3 separate regions of the Homo sapiens genome follow, and all the other regions are linked to region 1. A link is a contact called in ENCODE Hi-C or POLR2A ChIA-PET data. All regions are on one chromosome and are shown on one strand. The core of a region is the stretch at or near the end of the contact, and the rest is flanking DNA. Distances in the headings are between cores, read along the strand shown. Region 1 holds the start of BCL9L (BCL9 like). Region 2 holds the start of NLRX1 (NLR family member X1). Region 3 holds the start of HYOU1 (hypoxia up-regulated 1).

Region 1 (2,521 bases), core at 15-2,514:
GAGGAAACAGCAGGAACAAGCAGGCTGGCTAGTGTTCTTCCTATCAGACACAGTCAATGCTTGTCACTTGCTATTAATTCTGGGTGGGTGGGGACAGTAGGAAACAGGGAAAGTGCCCTGGGATAAGGAGACCCAAATTCTAGTCCTGGGCTTACCACTTTCTAGCTGGGTAGCTCTGGGTAAGTCCTTAGGTAATGCAAACCTCAATTTCCTCACCTCTGTAATGGGACCATAACCTCTTTCTTGCAGGTTTGTGGTGAGCATTGAAACATGTGAAATGTTTTTAAAAAGCGCTTTGGGCCGGGCGCGGTGGCTCACGCCTGTAATCCCAGCACTTTGGGAGGCCAAGGCAGGTTGATCACCTGAGGTCAGTAGTTCGAGACCAGCCTGGCCGACATGGTGAAACGCTGTCTCTACTAAAAATACAAAATTAGCCGGGCATGGTGGCAGGTGCCTGCAATCCCAGCTACTTGGGAGGTTCAGGCAGGAGAATCGCTTTAACCCAGAAGGCAGAGGTTACAGTGAGCTGAGACCGCGCCTTTGCACTCCAGCCTGGGCAACAAGAGCGAAACTCCATCTCAAAAAAAAAAAAGGGCTTTACATTTTCTTTTTCATTGCCTCGATCGTCCTATAGGGTGGTGAGAGTGTGTGTGTGTGTGTGTGTGTGTGTGAGAGAGAGAGAGAGAGAGAGAAGCACTTTGAGGTTAGGTTAGGAGAGTTCTTTTGAGAAGACAAAGGTTTCACTTCCACAAACATTTTCTTAGCATGCACTTTGTGCTGCTGAGGATTGAGATGAAAAAACTCAGTCTGTGTCCTCAAGGACCTCATGGTCTACTAGGAGAGACATGAATAAAGAGATGCTCAGTGCATTATGGATGTGGGTGGGTACAACGAAGAGGGGACCCAGTGCTGTGTGTGTGTGTGTGTGTGCGCGCGCGTGTGTCCAGGCAACTTCCACTCCTTCCAATCAGTGCAGATAGGAAGGTAGGTTTGTCAAACCTTTCCCTAGCCTGGGATGTTGTTGGCGCGTCTCCTCCCCAGTTCTCAGGAGTGAGGAGGAGAGCAGAAACCCCCCTCCCCGCCCCCGGGCCAACCTGCCTCCCGCTAGCCGGCCGGGCGCCTTACCGAGTCAGACCACTGGGAGGCTGGGGGAGCCGGGTTGGGCGAGGAGGCAAGCGAGATGGGGGAGCTCTTATTTTGACAGGGGCCTCTCCGGGCTCTGGTATGAAGGCAGAAGGAGGCAGCCAGAGAGCCCCGATGCTTATTCAGGCTGGGGAGTGGAGCCGAGTGGAGGGGCAAGCGAGGCTCCGGCAGCGCAGGGGAGCCCGGGGAGGCGGCGGCGCGCGGCGGAGCCAGTGGCTGGACATGCCCCGGACCCGGGGCCGCTGCACCACCGCCGCCGCCCGGAGCCAGCCGGCCGGACGCCCGCACGCCTGGGTCCCCCGGCGCCGCGCCGCCCGGGGGCTGTGACCCGGACCCTCGGAGTCCGACCAACAATAAGCGCCCAGACAGCCCCTCCCCACCCAGCGCCCGGCATTCCCGCGGGCTTTGGGGAAAGGAAAGGAGAGGCGAGGAAGGAAGGAAGGAAGCAAGCAAGCAAGCAAGGGAAGGAGGAGCAGGAGCAGGAGCCGGAGCCCTGAGGTTCGGGGCCGAGACCCCGGCCCCGCGCCCCGGCCCCGGCGGGTGTGCGCGCTCTCCCGCCACTGCCCGGCGCCCGCGACCATGCTCCGCGGTTGGGAGGCAGGAACCCAGGCACCCAGCGATCCCCGGATAGCCTCTCCCGGGCCGGGCTGGTATTGAGATCAAGGCGTCCAGGATCAAAAGATCACCGCCTGCCCGCCCCCTCTGCATCTCCAACTGGCGAGCAGGAGGACCCCCATCCACACAACGACCCTGACCTGGTCATGGCGTCCAGCTCCGGCCTGGCGTGAGGACCCCCCAATCCGCGTGAGGTGAGGGGTGGGCTGGGGGCAAGGCGAAAGTCATGCCAGGCCAGCAGAGGCGCGAGGAGGGAGATCCAGTTTGAATCGGGGAGGGGAAACACAGTCTGATTGTCTCTTGCTCTCTGGCACGTACCCCCAGGCTGTTTAAGGTGTGGGGGACTCCCCCAGGGTCAGTGGAGGCTACTCTTAAGCCCCCAATCAGGTTGGCAGCTCCAGAACACCGTGGGGAGGGCTTAGGGACAGCCAGGGGACCCTGCCACCCTAGCGCAGAGAACAAGGCCGGCCTTGGGCCAGCTGGAGCAGCGAACCTTGCCCTGGGGGCTTCTGGGAGATGTAGTCCCCCTCCCAGGCTCACCAACCCCGTGGGTCTCAGCACCCCAGCCCTCCTCCTCTGGCTGATAGGAGCCTCCAGAAGGAGGTGGGTTGGGACTGGGGAGAGCTGGGGGTCACCCTTTTCTCCCAGGCACTGCCTGTGAGTAGCGGGGGCTGTGACTGAGGAGTCTCTTCTTCCAAGGCTTCTGAGTGATGTGGGCTTGGCTGGGGGGTGGGGCAGTCATACAGTTCCTTGGAAGTGTCCC
Region 2 (2,521 bases), core at 8-2,507, 240 kb before region 1:
CTCTGTTGCCCAGGCTGGAGTGCAGTAGTACGATCTCAGCTCACAGCAACCTCTACCTCCTGGGCTCAAGCCATCCTCCTGCTTCAGCCTCCTGAGTAGCTAGGACTAAAGTGGTGTGCCACCACACCTGGCTAATTTTTGGCTTTGGTTTTTGTAGAGACGGGGTTTTCACCATTGTTGCCCAGGGTGGTCTCGAACTCCTGGGCTCAAGTGATCCGCCCGCCTTGCCCTCCCAAAGTGCGGGGACTGCAGGCGCGAGCCACCACTCGGGCCCCAACCAATCTTTTAAGATCCTGCTCAAAAGTCTCCGTCCCTGGGAAGTCTTTTCTGAGGCCTCTGAACTCACTTAAATGGAATGTGCCCCTATTTGGCACCTGGTCTCCTCCACTGAGATCGGGGCTTCTTGGGCAGGGTACGCTTAAGGAGAACTGGCTGCATTGGGCCACCTGCCTTAGCAGGGCCAACCAGCGGAGGAGCTGGCTGGGTGCTGGCCCGTCCCAGGGGCTGCGGAAGGGTTAAGAGAGGGCTCCAGAAGCCTGAGAAAGCCTAGGTTCCGGTTTAACCTCGGATCTAGGGCCACTGAGTCAAGACGGGACTTGCGGGGCCGAGGGCAGTTCTCCGGTGATCACCCAGGTCTCCAGGGCAATGAGAAAAGGAGGGGGCACTGCAGGAAACGTACAGGGGCGGTGTTCCTACAGGTCCAGAGCTCCTCCACCAAACTGGGTCCCAAACAGCTCTCCTACTTTCGGGTGGCCTCGGGAACGCAGGGGGAGACTTGCCAGAACGCCCGCCATTCAGCGCCCAGCTCCGTCCCTCTCGTTCTCGGCCGGGATCTCCCCGCGGCCCTTGCACAGCCTCCTCCCCCGGCCCGCCCTGCCCCCCGCTCAGCGCGGCCTCCCAGCCAGGGCGCAGGGGTTATCAAGCCCGCTAGGCCTTTACCCGCGGCTGCCCAGTTCCGGGAGCCGTCGGCCGCGGCCCAGAGGGGTCGGCTGGGCGGACGCCGGCGTCTCCCGCTAGCTCCCAGAGTCCCCGGCTCCTCGGCGTGGCGCTTCCTGCCCACCTCCGCCCGCCTGCGCGGCCCTGGCACCTGGCAGCGGGCGCGAAAGAGGACGAGCCCAGGCACTCGGGCCTGCGGGGTCCTGGGACGAGGGGGTCAGCGAGAGGGGCCCGGTGCTCCGGAGCAGGCGCAGGGCTGGAACCCCGGCGCCACCCGTCCCGCCATCGTCCCCCCTCCCTGCCTCCATCCCCGCGGGCACTGCCGCTAGTACTGCCCTCTGCAGGTTCCCAAGCGCCAGTGACACCCAGTGACCTCACTAACCACCTCCCAGGCTGGGCTGCTTGTTAGGCCCATTTTACAGATGAAGAAACTGATGCTCAGAAGGGTGAAATGACTTGTGCAGGTTGATTCAGTTAGGAAGTGGATGAGCCAGAACAACATCCCGGGCCTGAGTCTTCCTACCTTACCCCTGGGCCTCCCTGAGGCGCGGTGTCCAGGGGATTCTTCCCTCTGTCCCTCTCCGCCTCCCCAGCCTACCTTCAGGCAGAGACCTGAGCCTAAGGCTTCCTTGGGTTCTGCCTTATGTATCCGGTCCTCTTCAGAGCCCAGACCTATGTGTGTGGCTGCTGGTAACCTTGGTTAAGAAAGAAGGAAGAATGGGGGCTGAAGGACAACTTGCACCCCAACCTGCTCTTCGGGTCTGACACCCATTCATGGCCTAGCCCTGGGGCTTCCCAGTTCCCAAAGCCCCCACCCTTATCCCTACACTTCCACACACTTCCACACCCTGGGCTCACGTAGCCCAGAAGGAGGAGCCACCCACCACCCACAGCCAGGGCACGCCTTCGTATGCAAGCATGAGTGTACGATGTTCACACAACAGAGCTGTGCACTAGGGCACCCACAGAGAGGCTCTCCAGGGCAGGGCTGGGAAGAGGACTTACTGAAAACAATGTGGATGTTTCATTTAGACATTTGTTCATTCGTTGTACTGTGGTATTGGGTAGCACTGAGCACCTCACCCCCACAAGCCAGGTCCAGCACTAGGCCCTGGGCTGCCAACCACAGCAAGGCAGGCACCTCACTTTAATGGAATCAACTACCACATTTACAAATGATGTACTTCAAGGCCGAGGCAGGAGGATCACTTGAGACCAGGAGTTTGAGACCAGCCTGGGTGACATAGTGAGACCCTGTCTCTATTTAAAATGAAAATAGAAAATAAAAATATAAAAAACAGACAAACAAATGATGTACTTCAGTGGCAGAGGCAAGGCATTAGGAGAGTCTGGAAAAGGGAGTGCAGAGGAGGTAACATTTGTACTGGATCTGAAAAAATAAATCAGAGGACCAGCCGCGGTGGCTCACACCTGTAATCTCAGCACTTTGGAAGGCTGGGGGTGAGGGCAGATCTCCTGAGGCCAGGAGTTTGGGACCAGCTCAAACTCGTCACCATGGCCAACATGGTGAAACCCCCGTCTCTACTAAAAATAACAAAAATTGGCCAGGCATGGTGGCTCATGC
Region 3 (2,521 bases), core at 17-2,516, 130 kb before region 1:
GGCCCTGACAGCCAGGGTCTTCAAGCGGGCCTTTCTGTGAAGGGTGGCCAGGCATCAACTTAGTAGGAGAGAAAACAGATGACTTATTTCCATCCACACTTAAGGAAAATGCAGTCTCCAAGGACTGCGTACATTTCTTTTTCGAGAAGGAGTCTCGCTGTTGTCGCCCAGGCTGGAGTGCAGTGGCGCAGTCTGGGCTCACAGCAACCTCTGCCTCCCGGATTCAAGCAATTCTCCTGCCTCAGCCTCGTGAGTAGCTGGGATTACAGGCACCCGCCACCACGCCTGGCTAATTTTTGTAGTTTTGGTAGAGACGGGGTTTCACCATGTTGGCCAGGCTGGTCTCGAACTCCTGACCTCCAGTGATTCGCCCGCCTTGGCCTCCCAAAATGCTGGGATTACAGGCGTGAGCCACCGCGCCCGGGCGACTGCGCACATTTCTATGGAGCTGTAAGTTAAAAGAGAAGGCAGTGAGGTGCTTCTGTCATTCTATGACAGAAACAGCTAAAGAGTAGAGAAATGTTCACAAGATTTAATAGAACAGAAATAGGAGAAGGTGCACACAAGCTCAACCAACTATAGCCTCACAAATAAAAGTGTCTTTTGTGTGTAGTACTTAAGTTTGGAATATTCTTTCTTATACAAATGAGTGGGGCTTAACCTAAGAAATCCTGGCCAGATTCTGCGACGAATGCATCGGTTATCTCTGACCCATCAGCAAACATCTTTTTCTGTGGCTTCAGTTTCCTCAGTAAAACAGAGGGGGTTGCGACGGACTCAGTCCGAGGGACAGCCATTCTCCAACGTCTATCCAAAGCCTAGGGCACCTCAATACTAACCGGCAGGCCAGCGCCCCCTCCGCGGGGCTGCGGACAGGACGCCTGTTATTCCATTCCTCGGCCGGGCTCTACAGGTGACCGGAAGAAGAGCCCCGAGTGCGGGACTGCAGTGCGCCCGACCTGCTCTAGGCGCAGGTCACTCCCGAACCCCGGCAGCAAAGCATCCAGCGCCGGAAAAGGTCCCGCGGTCGCCCCGGGGCCGGCGCTGGGGAGGAAGGAGTGGAGCGCGCTGGCCCCGTGACGTGGTCCAATCCCAGGCCGACGCCGGCTGCTTCTGCCCAACCGGTGGCTGGTCCCCTCCGCCGCCCCATTACAAGGCTGGCAAAGGGAGGGGGCGGGGCCTGGGACGTGGTCCAATGAGTACGCGCGCCGGGGCGGCGGGGGCGGGGCCGGGCGCGCAGCGCAGGGCCGGGCGGCCGAGGCTCCAATGAGCGCGCGCCGCGTCCGGGGCCGGCTGGTGCGCGAGACGCCGCCGAGAGGTTGGTGGCTAATGTAACAGTTTGCAAACCGAGAGGAGTTGTGAAGGGCGCGGGTGGGGGGCGCTGCCGGCCTCGTGGGTACGTTCGTGCCGCGTCTGTCCCAGAGCTGGGGCCGCAGGAGCGGAGGCAAGAGGTAGCGGGGGTGGATGGAGGTGCGGGCCGGCCACCCCTCCTAGGGGAGACAGCGTGCGAGCTCCGGGGGCGGGTCGGGAGCGCAAGGGAGGGCCGCGCGGACGCCGGGCGCTCGGCCTCGCACCGGGGGGCACGCAGCTCGGCCCCCGGTCTGTCCCCACTTGCTGGGGCGGGCCGGGATCCGTTTCCGGGAGTGGGAGCCGCCGCCTTCGTCAGGTGGGGTTTAGGTGAACACCGGGTAACGGCTACCCGCCGGGCGGGGAACCTTACCGCCCCTGGCACTGCGTCTGTGGGCACAGCGGGGCCGGGGAGTGAGCTGGGAAAGGGGAGGGGGCGGGACAACCCGCAGGGATGCCGAGGAGGAGATAGGCCTTTCCTTCATCCTAGCTACCCCCAACGTCATTACCTTTCTCTTCCCGTCCAGGCCCAGCTGGCTTTCCCCGTCAGCGGGGGAGCTCCAGGTGTGGGGAGGTGGTTGAGCCCTGGGCGGGGATCCCTGGCCGCACCCCAGGTGTCTGACAACAGGCACAGTGCTGCGGTGCGCCACTCACTGCCTGTGTGGTGGACAAAAGGCTCGGGTCTCCTTTCTCTTGTCCTGTTAGCTTCTCTGTTTAGGGATGTGGCAAAGCCGAGGACCCATGCTCTTTCACTTGGGCCTTTGTGTGGGCGCTGCTGGGATGATTAGAGAATGGTTTGTACCCATCAGGAGGGAGAAGGGGAGAAGTAGGCTGATCTGCCCTGGGTAAGAATGAAGTAGATATGAATCTTACAGCCTCTCCGTTCTGGGATGTGATTCTGTCTCCTTCACTCCGGGTATCCAGTTTTAAGTGTTTTCTTTCTTCGCCTCCCCCAGGGGCACTATGGCAGACAAAGTTAGGAGGCAGAGGCCGAGGAGGCGAGTCTGTTGGGCCTTGGTGGCTGTGCTCTTGGCAGACCTGTTGGCACTGAGTGGTATGTACCCCAGTAGAGGGAGCAAATGGATAAATGATGACTGAAGGATGCATGATGGGAATTGAGCTTGGGGCTGTTGGCCAGAAGTCTCTTGAGTTGTTAGGTCCAGGCCTTTTTGTC

The links. A loop is a pair of places that touch in the nucleus more often than their neighbours do. ChIA-PET counts read pairs that join two places held with the same protein, here RNA polymerase II (POLR2A). Pooled maps may share reads with other maps.
Region 2: a loop to region 1 is called in a pooled map, with 2.5 times the contacts of the local background. The contact joins the promoter of NLRX1 here to the promoter of BCL9L in region 1. A Hi-C loop is called at or near these places in 4 of 50 pooled maps. POLR2A ChIA-PET finds 5 or more read pairs at or near these places in 4 of 52 experiments (OCI-LY7, WTC11, activated B cell and 1 more).
Region 3: a loop to region 1 is called in a map of endothelial cell of umbilical vein, with 2.5 times the contacts of the local background. The contact joins the promoter of HYOU1 here to the promoter of BCL9L in region 1. A Hi-C loop is called at or near these places in 2 of 168 maps with a recorded cell type or tissue (ascending aorta and endothelial cell of umbilical vein), 12 of 37 single-sample maps with no recorded cell type and 14 of 50 pooled maps. POLR2A ChIA-PET finds 5 or more read pairs at or near these places in 21 of 52 experiments (A549, A673, CD4-positive, alpha-beta T cell and 18 more).

Annotation. Positions count from the first base shown.
Region 1 is chr11:118,924,669-118,927,189 of GRCh38, reverse strand. It overlaps BCL9L (BCL9 like), which reads left to right and starts at 1,264. Exons shown (of 10, transcript NM_001378213.1): 1 at 1,264-1,952. RefSeq lists silencers at 140-199, 1,020-1,159, 1,360-1,409 and enhancers at 1,605-2,106, 2,478-2,521.
Region 2 is chr11:119,167,461-119,169,981 of GRCh38, reverse strand. NLRX1 (NLR family member X1) reads right to left here and starts at 1,257. Exons shown (of 10, transcript NM_001282144.2): 1 at 680-1,257. RefSeq lists enhancers at 1-461, 462-1,167 and a silencer at 739-1,348.
Region 3 is chr11:119,055,950-119,058,470 of GRCh38, reverse strand. It overlaps HYOU1 (hypoxia up-regulated 1), which reads left to right and starts at 1,266. Exons shown (of 26, transcript NM_006389.5): 1 at 1,266-1,451; 2 at 2,304-2,401. The coding sequence starts at 2,311. RefSeq lists enhancers at 759-808, 1,168-1,667, 1,668-2,168 and silencers at 1,039-1,318, 1,409-1,688.